Regions from separate parts of the Homo sapiens genome. Here region 2 is linked to region 1. The links are chromatin loops, found by intact Hi-C in ENCODE. Cell type or tissue: PC-9. All regions are shown on one strand.

Evidence for each region. Peaks named below come from ENCODE experiments on the same cell type or tissue, not always from the same donor. Only the 100,000 strongest peaks of a DNase experiment are listed, where the experiment ranks them.
Region 2: a loop joins it to region 1, with 2.7 times the contacts of the local background. A loop is called at or near these places in 1 of 110 quality-filtered maps.

Annotation. Positions count from the first base shown.
Region 1 is chrX:112,846,919-112,854,918 of GRCh38, reverse strand. It overlaps LOC107985651 (a long non-coding RNA gene), which reads right to left. Exons shown (of 3, transcript XR_001755993.2): 3 at 7,840-7,952. Among named protein-coding and RNA genes, the nearest start is that of AMOT, 10 kb to the right of the region's middle. RefSeq lists enhancers at 3,138-3,247, 3,081-3,863. In PC-9, no CTCF peak of the experiment used is centred here; DNase peaks (open chromatin) are centred at 2,868 and 3,348; H3K27ac peaks cover 1,050 bases.
Region 2 is chrX:112,732,321-112,740,320 of GRCh38, reverse strand. No RefSeq gene overlaps it. Among named protein-coding and RNA genes, the nearest start is that of MIR4329, 44 kb to the left of the region's middle. RefSeq lists an enhancer at 1,193-1,775. In PC-9, no CTCF peak of the experiment used is centred here; a DNase peak (open chromatin) is centred at 3,800.

The DNA.
Region 1 (8,000 bases):
CACCCAAGGGCTGAGGAGTGCCGGTGGAGGTGCGGGACTGGCAGGCAGCTCCACCTGCAGCCCCTGTGCGGGATCCACTGAGTGAAGCCAGCTGGGCTCCTGAGTCTAGTGGGGAGGTGGAGAACCTTTATGTCTAGCTCAGGGATTGTAAATACACCAATCGGCACTCTGTATCTAGCTCAAAGTTTGTAAACACACCAATCAGCACCCTGTGTCTAGCTCAGGGTTTGTGAATGCACCAATTGACACTCTGTATCTAGCTATTCTGGTGGGGCCTTGGAGAACCTTTGTGTCTACACTCTTCATCTAGCTAATCTGGTGGGGACGTGGAGAACCTTTGTGTCTAGCTCAGGGATTGTAAACACACCAATCAGCGCCCTGTCAAAACGGACCACTCGGCTCTACCAATCAGCAGGATGTGGGTGGGGCCAGATAAGAGAATAAATGCAGGCTGCCGGATTCAGCAGAGGCAACCCACTCGGGTCCCCTTCCACACTGTGGAAGTTTTATTCTTTTGCTCTTTGCAATAAATCTTGCTACTGCTCACTCTTTGGGTCCACACTGCCTTTATGAGCTGTAACACTCACTGCGAAGGTCTGTAGCTTCACTTCTGAGCCAGCAAGACCACGAACCCACCAGAAGGAAGAAACTCCAAACGCATCTCAACATCAGAAGGAACAAACTCCAGACACGCCGCCTTTAAGAACTGTTAACACTCACTGCGAGGGTCCACGGCTTCATTCTTGAAGTCAGTGAGACCAAGAACCCACCAGTTCCGGACACAATAGCATGTATGCACCAAGGAGAACGAACAGAATAAATAAGATATTGTATACTCCTGGCGTTAGTCTTCTTGGTTCTTAATGGTCTATAAAGTCTTCCCAGCCTCTTGTTTATACACCCTCTAAACCATTCTGAACCACCACCAGGGTGCTCTGTAAAATACCACTCCCATCAGTCTCCAAAACCTCTGAAAGAACAAGTTCCAATTGCTCTAGTTGGCATTCAAGTTCCTCAAAAATTTGGTCCTAACTTACAGAGCTGAATTTAACTTTTCCTAACCTCTAACAAATTATCTGCTCCAACCAGGCCGGGCTGCTCACTTGTATTGCAAACAAACCAAACTTTTTCTGATTATAAGCCTTTGGTAATGCTATTATTCTATGAGGTTGGAAAGCTTTTCCCAACCTCTCTTCATAAAGTCATTCAAAGAATCTGCATTGAACACCTACTATGTACCTTCTTTGATACTCAAAGCTCATAATGATCTCTCTCTTCTCTATTACAAAAGGCATGGTTGCAGTGACCATTTATTCAGAATAAAGTAACAGTTTTATATTTTTTAATATACATAAATATTTAATATTAATTAAATATAAATTAATATTTAATTAATAATAAATATTAAATTAAAGCCATTCACTCATCAGGATTGTATTATAGAACCCCTTGCATAGTTATTTAAACATTTTGTCTCTCCAGCTATACTGGAATTTTTGGAGGTTTGGAGTCCAATTTTAGACTTCTTTGTACCCTACATGGCACCAATCACATGCTAGGTATTTAACAGTTATTCAGTAAGTATCTGTGTTTGGACTAATAGCTAATGTTCTTTGTTTGAGTCTGGCAACATTCTTTAGGTGTGGCCTACCCTGGTAACTAGGAAGGTAGTGCACAAGGAAAACCAATGAGAGTAAGATTAAATTCAGCAGAAAATACATTTTAACAGAGGAGATTAGCCCTTCTGCTGAGTAAGCTGAGCCCTAGTAAACTGATCCTGCCTTCTTCCAAAGAGCTATGGAAATAAATCACCTTGTGGGTGAAACAGAGTTAGTCTCCATTTGCAGGGGGATTTTAAGTGTCTCCATGGTTTAGTCGTCCACAAAAATCTCCCCATATTTAACATCTGCTCTGTCTTCAAATTACCCTGAGCATTTTTCTGAGACTGTGAAAATGAGCAAGGAGCTCTCACTTTCCGAAGTGTCCACAAAAGCCAAAAGGATATTAATTAGAGGCAGGAGGGGAGGGAGCAGGGAGCTGGTTTTACCGAAGGAAGTTACTTGCTGGGAAAGAAATGAAATGTGAGTTCAGGAGGTAGAACAGAAACCTTTTAAACTCTCCATGGCTAGACTGGAAACTGAATGCAAGGGATAGATAGAGATGGTAAAATGGGGCGATAAAAGTCAGAAGTTTCCTGTAACCTTGGAAGAGAAGGTGATAGGGTTAAAACTGCTTCAAACTCTGTTTTTGGATACTAAGGAAAACTCTAGAAGTCAACACACTTTTTCTGTAATGAACCAAACAGTAAATATTTTAGGCACTGTGAGCTACATATCTAGTCTCTGTTGTATAATCTTTGTTTCTTTTAACAACCCTTTAAAAATGTGTATACACACACACACACACACACACACACACACACACATATAGAGAGGGAGAGCTGAGGTTTCGCAAAAACCAGCCACTGGTGGACAGTAATTTCCCCAGTCTTGCTCCAGAAGATGGTGATTTTTTGTGTTAAATTCCAATTCCATTTCAACTTGAGGAATACTTACCGAGCACCTACTGCAAAAAGATCAACTATGCAAAGCCAGTGGTGGAAGCCCTCTATGATAAATATAAAGAGGATTCTGAATGAGGAAAAGACTAAACCTGGCAATAAACTAATCAGGGTTCCTCAGCCTGCAATAAGACAACTACTTCCAGCAGGAAGAACTAGCTCAAGACGGGGGCAGGTTTGAGTGAATCTAACAGTCTGTGCAAAAGCTATTCAAAGTGAAAAAAAAAAATGCTGAGTGCAATTTGAGCAGGACACTGAGCATCTGGCCAAATTAAAGCTGGGGAACTCCCTCAGGAGATTTCAGTGCAGACTCGAAAGCAGTCTGGAAGCTGGGGTCAAGGAGAGAGGCAAACGCTGAGAGTGTTTTTTGACCACAAAGGCGGGGGAAGTCCTGGGTTTTGTAATTACCAACCAGCTGACACCACTTTGGGAATAAGTGAAATCTCTGCAAAATGTAACTTACCTGCCTGGGATCAGTCTAAAATATCTTATAGGGTAGACTCTGATGGATGTAAAGAAACTATGCCTGAAAAATTGGAGTCTGGGGACCCTGGGAGTTCTGGTGCAAGGGAGGAAGAGGTTGGAAATGTTCCCTTTTCCCCTTCCCCCACAATAACCACTTTTCACTAGACAGGACAAAGCTGGCCTGAAGGTAGAAGCTACATAGTATCTAAAGAGCACCTGACAAGAAGCTTTTGAGAAGCCAAGGGAGTGGCTCCCCCTAGATACTGATTGAAAAGACCTAAGGGCAACAAGTCTTAAGCCAAGATCAACATGTCAAGAAGATAGGAAGAACAATGCTTTCCCCACCCACCGATAGCCCAGGGCTAGAGTGTTTAAGAAGGAATCAATGCTTGGTGCCTAATGGGGGGAGGAAGCGTTAGTGTGGGTGGTAACCATGCTAACCACAGGTGTCCTGAAAATAACCATCTATTTCAGTTTCTAAGTTGTTTTCACAACCATTGTTTGATCTAAAGCTTGCAAGCCAGTGAGGTACCAAGACATGACAGCAGTTATTCTCTCATTTTTAACAGACAAGGAAATTGAGACTCAGAAGGGTTAAGATGCTTGCCCAAGTGTGCACAGCTTGTAGATTGCAACACTACAGTCAAGTATCCTCCAAATCCAATGCTACTTTTACACCAAGGTGGGAAATGATTGGCAAATAACAACATTTTTAGGATAGGTGACCCTCTTGGGAGTTAAGAGTGAGTGGAATGCAGATGAATAATGGAAAGATAAGGACGGTGGAGTCAGGAAAAACAAGGCTTTCAGAGGCCTGGAAGTTTAAAAGGCTTTTAAATTAAAACAGTTCTGATTCCAGAGTCTGTGTTCCAAGGAAACAGAGAGTTGAGTTTACAAAAAAAAAAAAATTAAAATTAAAAAAAATTTGAGGGCTACCTGGGAAAGCTACTGAGATACAGTTAGGATGGCTTGTAGGGGTTTTCATCTAAGGCAGAGGAATACTCTAGAAGAGCAATGACTTTGCCTGATGACTTGACTACAGATGTTAGAAAAAAATAGCTTTGGCCGGGCGCGGTGGCTCATGCCTGCAATCCCAGCACTTTGGGAGGCCGAGGCAGGCGGATCATGAAGTCAGGAGTTCGAGACCAGCCTGACCAACATGGTGAAACCCCATCTCTATGAAAAAATATATATATACAAAAAAATAGCTTTGATTTTGGACTTAAACACAAAGTAGGATGGGGTATCTAAAAGGATGATAAAGAATTCATTTACACAAAAGCCTGCATCATAAAATACATGTTTCCTTCATCCAACAAACAACTACGGGGTACCCACTACATGCCAGATACAGTTTGTGCTAGGTGTGGGGGATACAGCAGTGAATTGAGACACTGTCTATGATATAGGAGGCACCTACGGCTTAGTTGGCAATACAGAGAATAAATTGTTACAAAACAATGTGATAAGTAATCTGATAGAGATAGGAACTAGAATGAGAACTGAAATCTAGAGAAAGGAAGCTAGGGGGACATGTGCAGCTAGCCCAAGGAACACTATCTCTCCTTGAACACCTTGAGCTAATGCCTGCTCCAACCCTGGGGTAGACGGGAAACAGTAATTAAAATGCTGGAAATGTGATAGTATATGAAACATGGCACTTGGTGAAATTTAACCACATAAAGTGTGAAACATAGTCACAGTTCTGTTGTTCTGCAATAAGGTAAAAACTGCAACTGAAAAAAATCAAACTAGATACTACGAACCATAAAAAAATATGAGCAGCATCTTCTCCTTCCCCCATTCTGACACACTATGCTTCTAGAAAGGGGGCTATGGAACTAGAGGAGTGGGACATAGAATTTATGTTAAAAGTTCAATTGGTTAATGTCATCCAGGTAAGAGTATGGTGGGAGTGGTTGTAGGGGAATGTCATTAATCCAGATGCATACTCTTTGATCTCCTGGAGATAATGAAGCAGGAAAGTTTATCCAAATAAACACTAAGCCTACTGTTCAGAGCCATCCTGGGCTACATTTTACCTCAGGAGGGATTGCTACTAAGGAAACTATAGTAGAAAAAAGTACTGGTACTTAGAATGGAAAAACCCGTGCAAGCCACCTGCTATTACTATATTGCAAGAATCTCAAGTACTTTTTTCAAGCCACTTACTGTCCCTTGCACAGAAATTACCCAGTTTCACCTGAGTTTTAACAGACGGTAATTGCTTTATTAAAATATAATAATAGTAACAGCCAGTATTTATCGAGTACCTATCCAATTCCAGGACTGTAAGGATATCATGAATCATCACAGATCTTAAATATCTACCCACTATTCCCATATCCCTCCAAAGCATAAGTCCCATAAGGGCAGGAATTTTGCCTATTTTATTCACCAATGTGTGCCCAAGTGCTTAGAAAGTGTTTAACACATAGTGGATGCACAATACACATTTGTTCGACCAATCAATTAGAAAATTGAGACTTGAGAAGTTAAGTGATTTACACAGGGTCACACAACCAGCTGTATGTGGGGAATTTAGTCCAGTTCTATTTGATTTAAAATCTTTGTTTCTTCCACTATACTTGGCTCACTTTTGGTAAATCTAGTCCTACTTCACAGTTCTGATGGGAGAACAGGAAGTGACAACATCTGTTAAGTCATCTGGAACTGTCTGTTTGCCATCACAGGCATTGAGCCAGCCAGTCACACTTTACTCCCTAGCACTCATGCCTGCACTGTCTTTCTCATTTGCTAGTACCACATAAACACTCCACCTTTTGCTTAAAGCATTCACACCCACATTTCCTAGATATATTTCAAAACTCCCCATTTTACACCAAGATCAAATAACTGGGGGGCAGGAGGATGCCACTGCAGCTACAGCTTCCCACTCCAGCATTCAGAAAACTTGTCAGCATTCTGACAACTGTTAGCAGTTAACAGTTGCAAGGAACCCTGAAGATCATCTAGTTCAATGCCCTCACCTAGTGTAGGAATAATTCTAAAAACTATGAATTCCTTAGGGGGTAGGAAAGGGGTGCCGGGGGGTGTACAGAGCTGCAGGGTACGCATGAAGCTTCTTCCTGGACCTGAAATTTTCTAGACTGGGAAACAAAGTTAAATAATTTACATATTAAATATTTTCAATATTATTTTATATTAAAACCACTTCCAATATAGTTTATCATGTAGAATGCACAATTCACATAAATGTTTAAAGATAAACAAGAGAAGGGAGTGTAAGTTATCACTCAGGGAATACTTCCCTGAAAAGATGATATTTAAGTTGAAGCCTGAGAAATGAATTGAATTCATGAGGCGAAGAGTGGGAAGAGAGTGGGGCCGAAGATGGGGTATGCAGAAGGAGTGGCGTGCACAAGGGTTCTAAGGCAGGGGAAAAGTGTGGAATTAAAAGAGCGGTAGGCCTGAGTCTCCCAGGCCCATGCTCACAGCGCACATGTTCTATTATCTCGCAATCTCCTGCAGCAGCACCTCCCAGGAGTCTGTCTTTCCACTTACATCCTGCCAAACCCCTGTGAGAATCTTGGAGGCAGGAGGTCCAACACCTAGAACTGAGATGCCTACGACTGCCCCATACCACCCCAAATTCCCTAGCCAAGATCAGGAAGCCAGGGACATATAACTGTTGTTTGCTTAAGGGTGTTCAACACTCTTACTAAAACCATTCACTGGCCTGGCGCGGTGGCTCACGCCTGTAATCCCAGCATTCTGGGAGGCCGAGGCGGGCAGATCACCTGAGGTCAGGAGTTCGAGACCAGCCTGGCTAACATAGTGAAACCCCGTTTCTACTAAAAATACAAAAAATTAGCCAGGCTTGGTGGCACACACCTGTAATCCCAGGTACTCGGGAGGCTAAGGCAGGAGAATTGCTTGAACCTGGGAAGTGGAGGTTGCAGTGAGCCGAGATTGCATTATTGCACTCCAGTTTGGGCAACAAGAGTGAAACTCTGTCCAAAAAAAAAAAAAAACCATTCCCTGGTTTAAATCAGAAACTGCTGGTAGAAAAAAGTAAACTTTGGTCAGTCCATTGTACAAAATATTACAAGTAATAATATCAGCTAATATTTGTATACAACTGTCATTTTACCTTTACAACCATCCTCTGACATAGATGCTGTCATTTTACAAATGAGGAAACTGATACTCAAAATTTGCCTGAAGTCACATAGCTAGTGAGCAATAGAATGAAGACTATGAAACTAAGTCCTTTTGGTGCGGAAGCCCATAGCTTAGCCTCGCACTGCCCTGTGGAGCAGATTTAGTAGAGAAGAGTGATTGCGAGGGCCTTACAGCTAGGTGCTTTTAAGCTCTATAAGCCACCAAGCAAACCCACTGTCCTACACCCTTGAATGCCCTAAGAAGAATGAATGGAGGGGCATGAAGAAATAAACTGTGTTAAGGGACTACTATATGCCAGACATCATGATAGGACCTCTAAATGTGTTATTTCATTTAATTATCAAAGAAACCCTTATGGTGGAAAAATTATTATCCCTATTTTACAGATGAGGGAATGGCAGTTCAGGCTGGTTAAGGAATCTGCCTCATTGGTAAGTAGTGGAGCTGTGACTTGAATCTAGGCTTGGGTGACTCCAAAAGTCTATACCCCTTCCACAGAGCACACCAAGGATGGCTTACTATTTAACCCTTCCCAGGTTAATATTTGCACTTTAACAAGGGTCTTTCCTGTGTGAATTTCACAGGACAGTGGCAGACCTGAAGAGAAGGCTGATTTGGGCCTGCAAGGTGGGCCTGCCTTAAATCACACTGGAATGGCATTGACCTACCTTCTCCCTGGAGTTCCTAAAGTGGGGCAGCGAGCCAGAGAAGATAAATCTCTACTGCAGTCACAGCCTTCTTCTCCTCCAACTGGGATAACAACTCTCAGACACTCTGGCAACTACAGAAACAGAGAGAGCTCTGAATCAATCAAGAGTTTATTTGCAAA
Region 2 (8,000 bases), 110 kb after region 1:
AGAAATGAAACCAGATGCTATAAGACCAGGGCAAAATCTCAGGACAGTCTTGTTTTCGGTTAAATTTTTATAGTAATATTTTATTGGCACAGTCTCTGTCTTTCCTTTCCTCTTCCTCCATTGCTTTGCAATTCCATTGCCTTCATCTGCACTTAAAATGGCCAAGGCAAGCAAGGCAGGCTAAAAGGCAGTAGGGGCAGGGAGGCCTCCTCGAGATTTCCAGGTCAGGACTGCCATAGATTTTGTATCCTTGGAGAGAGGCTTCCTTTTCTGCTGGGCTTGGAAATATCTCCGTCTCTCGGGTTGACACAGTCTCAGGTTCCCTCCTTCAGAATCCCAGGGCCTCTGATGGGGGCAAGAAACAGGTAAGCTCTCCTATCCTGGTCCCCCACTCCCCCTCCCCCAAACACCCACTTCCTTTATAGCAGCTGCAGCTGTTGGGTCAGCCTGGGAGCCCAAGCCCCCTCCCCCATACCCCTTTTCCCCAGGTAAAAATAAATAAAATGTCAGTGAGCTGATTGCTTTTTGGATTACACCTCACCTCTTTCTTCCTGTTTTGAGCCTTTTGGTTTCTTAGTGGAAACTACAAACCTTGCCTTGACTCCAGTGTGGGTGTGATTTCCTTCTTCCTGGCTCCCATCCCACTCTTCCCCGGCTCCTTCCTTCTCTAGCATGACTCTCTTATCTTTCTAATTGGGATTCCTCACCAGCAAAGGGTTTTCATCTCTGAAATTAGTAGGTGTCTTGAAAGGATGGTGGAACTAAGTTTTCTGTAACCCAGCAATTGGAGCCAAGAAATGAGAACTTCTAATCTATCTTTTACCTAAGACTCACTGTGTGACTGTAAGCCATTCACAGTGGTAGTGCCATTTGACTTGGAGAAAGAGGTATTAGCCCATATTAATCAAGTTATGCCAAAGAAGCTTACAAAAAGTGTGCTTGCTCTACAAACACGTTTTTCAAGACAAATCCCTTAATTTTTACCTGTCCCACCAAACCTCTTCACATAAAGAATGTAAATGCAAACAGTAAAAGGGTAGGAGGTGAGTAGATGCAGCTTTTCTATATAGAAATTCTGGAGCTACTGTTGGTTCTTCACTTTCTATGTTAATCTCTTTTTTAAGACTGTAAAACAACATCAACATTTAATATCTTTGGGATAGACTGAGATGCTTGCAGAGTTTACCTGGTATATGTAGGTCCCAGACTGTAGTCTGGACAGAACCAATCAGAATATTGGCCTGTGTGGTACATTTGTAGTTCTGCTTATAATCATTTTAAAACTATACCCAAAACAATTAATGAACAGTGATTGAAACTCTTATGCAGTGTACAACCATATTCTTTTCACCTGAAGTGCTCTCAGGCCTCCTCATATGGATCTGGAAAGCATTAAAGTAATTGAGGCAATGGAAAGGAGCAAAGCAGTAGCTGGAGACAGGCTTAGAAATGTAAAGTACATTGTTTTAGGGCAAGGTAGCTGAATAGCAGGGGGCAATTGAGGGAGGAAAGGTAAAGTGCTGATTATCTAAGCAGAGTGGAGGGCTGGAAATCTGCACCCCTATCTCCTGTTGGGAGCAGACTTGGGAGAGTTAGAGACTGTGAGTCTAACTTTTGGATGAGGAAAAGAGTAGTTCCTGTCCTAGAGGAGTTCACATTTAGTAGGGATGAGAAAGTGTACACAGATGAATAGTGGTTAAGAGCGTGGTCTGACACCAGGCCACATGGGTTTAACCAGATCTTCCACTAACCAACTGTGTGACCTTAGGCAAGTCATTTCAGCCCCTGAGTCATCGTGTCCTCACTTAGAATATGGAGGCAATAGTTGTACTTACCATACGAGGACAATGAAATGAATTCATACACGTAAAGTGCCTGGCACATATTGAGAGCTCAACTGATGTCAGCTCCTATTTATTCGGGGCTACCTCTGTGCTACATCCTTTGCATGTGTTGTCTTTTTTACTTCTCACCACTACCTATAAAGGAGAAATTGTTATTATCCCCTATTTCCAGATGAGGAAACTGAGGCTAAGATAAGTTAAGTGGATGATAATAATTGAGTGTAGAAAGTGCTATAATAGACAGGTGTAATAGGAATGCAAAGATAAACATGTCTAACTGCCTGGAGAAATTTGCAGAGGGCATCACGGAGAAGGACACATTTAAGGTGGGCTCTGAAGGGTAAATAAGGTTTCATCAAGAGGGGCACAGAACATGCAAAGGCAAACAGATGGTAGTTAAGCATAGCTGGAGTATAGATGTTGGCAGGTTAGGTATTAGCAGGAAATGGGCCTGAAGGTTGGTTTTGACCAGTTTGTGTATGCCACCCTAAGGAGTTTGGACTCTACTCTTTAGAGAATCATCAAAAACTCTCTGTGTTTAGGTTGTGTAAAGGGAGGGAATTTCGATGACTGATAACTAGGGTTTGTACTAGCATAGTAGCAATAGGCATAGAGAGATGAATCCAAACGGAGAGGTCAAAGGTAAAGCACTTCCGGGTGGGGCGCAGTGGCTCATGCCTGTAATCCCAGGACTTTGGGAGGCAGAGGCAGGGAGATCACCTGAGGTCAGGAGTTCGAGGCCAGCCTGGCCAACATGGAGAAACCCCATCTCTACTAAAACTACAAAAATTACCCGACTGTGGTGGCATTTGCGCCTGTAGTCCCTGCTACTCGGGAGGCTGAGGCAGGAGAATTGCTTGAACCTGGGAGGCGAAAGTTGCAGTAAGCTGAGATCACACCAGTGCACTCCAGCCTGGGGTGACACAGCAAGACTCTGTCTCAAAAAAATAAAATAAAATAAAGCACGTCTATTGCTTCATTAGAAATCAACTGAACAGGCTGGGCGCCGTGGCTCACTCCTGAAGGCGGAGGCAGGTGGATTACTTGAGGCCAGGACTTCGAGACCAGCCTGGGCAACATGGCGAAACCCCATCTCTACTAAAAATTCAAAAAAATTAGCCAGGCGTGGTGGCGCATGCCTGTAGTCCCAGCTACTCAGGAGGCTGAGGCAGAGAATTGCTTGAACCTGTGAGGCGGAGGTTGCAGTGAGCCGAGATAGCACCACTGCACTCCAGCCTGGGCAACAGAGAGACTCTGTCTCAAAAAAAAAAAAAAAAATCAACTGAATATATAGTGCATGCTTGCTTGGGAGTTGCAATGTAGTCTCTACTCCCCCTCAAGGAGCTCACAATAAAGTGCAGAAGACAAACCTCAAGTCAAAGGCAACCCAACAGTTACAATACAATATGGTATGCTCTGTGAGAAAGAGACACATACAGGATGCTGGAGGAGCACATAGAAAGTATATTGTTCTAGGGGTGGAGAGGTCAGTAAAGACTACCCATAGGAGGGACCACTTCTGTTACTTTTCGTTTGTTTGTTTTTGAGACGAGAGTCTCTCTCTGTCACCCAGGCTGGAGTGCAGTGGCATGATCTCGGCTCACTGCAACTTCCACCTCCTGGGTTCAAGTGATTCTCCTGCCTCAACCTCCTGAGTAGTAGCTGGGATTACAGGCATGCACCACCATGCCCAGCTAATTTTTGTATTTTTAGTAGAGACGGGGTTTCTCCATGTTGGCTAGGCTGGTCTCAAACTTCCGACCTCAGGTGATCTGCCCACCTCGGCCTCCCAAAGTGCTGGGATTAAAGGCATGAGCCACTGCGCCCAGCCTGGAACTAAGTTTTGAGGGGTGAAGAAGAGGTATCCAGGCAAAGAAAGGATAGGAATGGTTGTCATTCCAGTGGCAGGAATAACAGAAGTAAAAGTATAGAGGTATGCAACAGCATGGAATGTGGTAAGTGCTACAAGTATTTCAGGATTGCTGGAGAAGGAAGTGCATCAAAGGTAAATAGCAGAAAAAACAGGGCTAGAAAGTAAGGCAGAGACCAAGTTTAGAGGACCTTTGTACGCTATGCCAAGGAGTTTGAACTTACTGTAGTAGGTGAAAGGGAGCCATTAAAATGATTTAATTAGGAGGCTACCAGATGCACAGATGTACCTATTAGACTGGTAGCAGAGTGGAGGATAGGATTGGAGTGGGTTAGATTAGAAAAGCCAAGACCAGAAGCAGAGAAAGCTGGTAGGAAATGATTGTAACAGATCATACTAGAGATGAGGAGTGCTTGGTTTAAGGCAAGGCAGGGGCGACAGAGAAGGGATAAGTGATTGGAGAATTAAAAGTGGCAGGACTTGGTAACTGATTCAATATGGTGGTTAAAGAAAAAGGAGTTGAGAAGGACGCTCAGGTTTTTGGCTTTAATGACAAGTGAACTTTGGTTCACCAATCAAGAAAAATAATGGAGAACTGATTCTGGGAGAACAGTGATGAGTTTCATTTTGAGCATCTTGAGTTTCTGATGGTTATGGGAAATCCAGGTGGAAATGTTCACTGGACAATTTTTTGTTTTTGATATGTGAATCTTGAGCCCCGGGGAGATGTTGAGTTAGAGATTTAGAGTTGGAAAGCATCAGCATACAGATGCCGGTAAAAGTCATCAGAAGGGTTGAGACCACCTAGAGAGAACATGGGCCAAACACAGAAACTCAGAGGACTATCAGCATTCAAGGGGCAGACACAGGCGAAGGTCCAGGAATTGTTGGCACTAGCCCTGGACTATATCTTTTAGGAACTGTGGGATTGAATGAAAAACCCCAGCATAGTGGCCCCAATCTTTCTTCTTGGAACTTTCTGAAACTATTCTGTGGTGTACATGATTGAGAATATTAACACATTTTAGGACTGCATATCTTCCAACTTCTAATATAGTACCTTTTTTTCTGAAGATTGTTGCAAATTGCTTTGCAACAATATTCATAATACAAATTTCTGAGTTCCATGATTGAATTTTCTTTAAGCAGAAAATTGTATTTATTTTCTTCATCTCATTAACCTAAAATGCTTTTGTAGTATCACATCCCTTTTGACCTAGTATCTTAGTCAGCTTGGCCTCCTATAACAAATACTATAGACTGGGTGGCTTAAACCGCAAACATTTAGTTCTCATAGTTGTGGGGACTGGGAAGTTAAAGATTGAGGTGTTGACCAATTTCCCTCTTTCTGGTTGTAGACTGACATCTTCTCGTTATGTTTTCATACAGCAGAGAGAAGATTATCTCTCTTATGTCTCTTCTTGTAAGGGCATTAATCCTATCATTAGGGATCCACCCTTATGACCCAATTACTCCCCAAAGGCCCCACCTCCAAATGACATCACACTGAGCACTAGGGCTTCAACATATACATTTTGAGGGAACGAACATTCAGTTCATAACATTCAGGAAGAATTTTTTTCTTCCTGTTAGTTTTAACATATATAAAGCACTAAGCCTTATGAAGGTTAAGATATATATGTTTAAATAGTGCCTAGAACATAATAGGTGGCCCACACAATTCAAGTGGCATTACTCAAATTCATTGCCATTACCTAAATATGCACACCCTATTCTGTAGTCACAGACACACATGCAAGCAAGTAAGCTAGGTCTTTCTAAACTAGTGATTGCTCAGTGTTAAGTCTTGCCTTTCAGGTTTTGTTTCAATTTTTGGCATCGAAGGGCAAATTAGAAAAAGAAAAAGTACTGGTATGTAGATTTGGGGGTTATTTCCCTTTAGATTATGACAGGATGTTAAAAACTGATCACAGTTGATATACAGCAGCTTGCTGGAGTCTCTGCAACATGCCTCAAACACAAAAATCCCTGGTGATGGACGACTGTGGGTAAAAACATGCATGCATCAGATTTCTTCTCTGATAGCTTCCAGACCCCATTTTAGTAGGTTTGGCTCCCAAAGCAAACTCCATTTGACAGCACAGGAGTAGCTACTCAGTCATTCTCCCAAACTAGTCAGTCATTCCCCCACGCTTGGCCTCTTTTCAGCAGGCAGGCTTGACTAGCTGCTTACTTCCTCTCTCCTCTTAAGGGAGAAGGGAAGTGACAGAACTCCCTGGTGAGTGCTGAGTTGCGATCTGTGCATACAGTTTTACAGGGAAGAACAAAACTACTCTATTTTCTCTGTTTCATTGTAATAAATCTCTGAAGAGATCTCTGGTTGGTTCACCTCAGAGAGGGAGAGAGAGAGAGAGATTGGGACAGAGAGAGACAGAAAGGGGGAAAAAAAACGAGGAGGAGGAGGAGAGGAGAAAGAAAGAGGAGGAGGACTAGAGAGAAAGGGAGGGTAGAGAGAAAGAGAAGAGACAATGTGCATTGTTGCTGACATGCACTGTTTTTGTTTCTGTGTGTGCTTTGTACTTGTAATGGTTAATGCCCAGATGTGTCCTAAACCCCATGAAGCTGTTTCCTTCCCAATCACTAGTGAGTAGTAACAGTCCAATCCAAATGTAACCCTTGATCTTTTTCATAAGTAGAGCATAGAATCCTTTGTTCTCACGTACCTTTTTTTAGTACATCATTAAATTGAGTAGAATAACAATAATAATAATAAAAACTCAAGTCAATGTTCCAGTAACCTACCCCTAACTGCCTCTCCCTATGAAACTGCTACTCTTTAATGCACCACAGCTTTGCTCACATCCAAGGCAAGACCTCAATTGATCAGTTGAGGTGATCTTGTTATACCCTTGCGAGGCTATAGGCTACCACACCCAATACATCAACCTTAATCAGCGCTAAGTCCCTATTGCTATTGCCACTCTATTGATCTCTGCTTGTAGGAGATGAGGGTAAGAGAAATTTTTCTTTTACAGTCTTTGACAAAAAGAGAAAAGAAGAAAAGGGAAGAAAAGGAGAAGAAAAGGGAAGAAAAGGTGAAGAAATGAAAGACCTGGAAAAAAGAAGAAGAGGGAGAAATAAGGAAGAGGAACCACTGAAGAAAACTTGAATACTAGTGTCCCCAGGCTCCACACCTACCTAATTTGCTTTTCCCTGTTTCTCCACTCAGCAATGCATTAAATATGTGATCTTTCTTTTAGCCACAGCCTTTCCATTCCTTACTGTGGAGTCAAGAAAAATACATGATATAATGAAGATAAGACAGGCTTTGGAATCAGCTCACCCTAGGTTCTCATTCTAGGACCTAGCACGGTAACTAGCCCATAATGTCAAATAAACTCCTTTTCGTAAGAAATTTGTTTGAGTCCCATGTAGCAATGGCAATGCTCCTGGACTGTATATATTATTCTACCATTGTATGGTATCAGTAAAAACTCACTGGGAATTCACTTTTCTCAACTGTGTTTGGCTATGAGAGCAAGGAATTTCAATTGGCAGGCAAAGTATGTTGTTGCTTAACACCCATATATGAACATGCATACTTGTACACATACAATGTATACATGGTAAAAACAAACAAACAAAAACTCAACCCATACCTAACAACAAGTATACAACAAAAGGTCTCTACTCCCTCCTCCGCAACAACCCTTAGATCCTTTTGAAAATGTAACCACTGGACCACTGTTAACTGTTTCTTGTTTGCCAGATACACTTCAACATGGGGAGGAGGCTGGTCCAAGTTGCTTTTCATTTGCACAAGGTGTTGAAGTAGAGAGTACTCAACAGTTTAGGGTGGGTGGCATCAGGACCTTGGGCTTCCATGGGGATAGTAGCCGTGAAAACAGGTAAGATGAGAGGATGGGAGACATTGCCTGCTTTACAGTCTTGCCTCTTTCGTGGTGTGACTCTTAGATCATGAATTAGAAGGGTCCCATCAAAGGAAAATCTGAGACCTGGAAAAGGAAGTGCCTTGTGCAAGGTTACACATGCAGCCATTTAGAGGCAGAGCTGATATTAGCCCCTAGTCCTCTAGCTTCCTAGGACTCTGTTCTTTCCCTAATTTCCCAGAGCCTCCAACAGTGAAACAAACAAAGCTAGCGCCTCTGCTTCCGGCAACTTCCACTGGTACTCTACTCTCTGTGTCTGGACTGTCAGCCTTACAGATCTGCTGGATTCTTCTAAGGGAGGACTTTTTTCTTTTCTACTTTTAGTGGAGACATGATAGCTTGAGGGCATAAAGACATAGTTTTCAAACTGTAGTA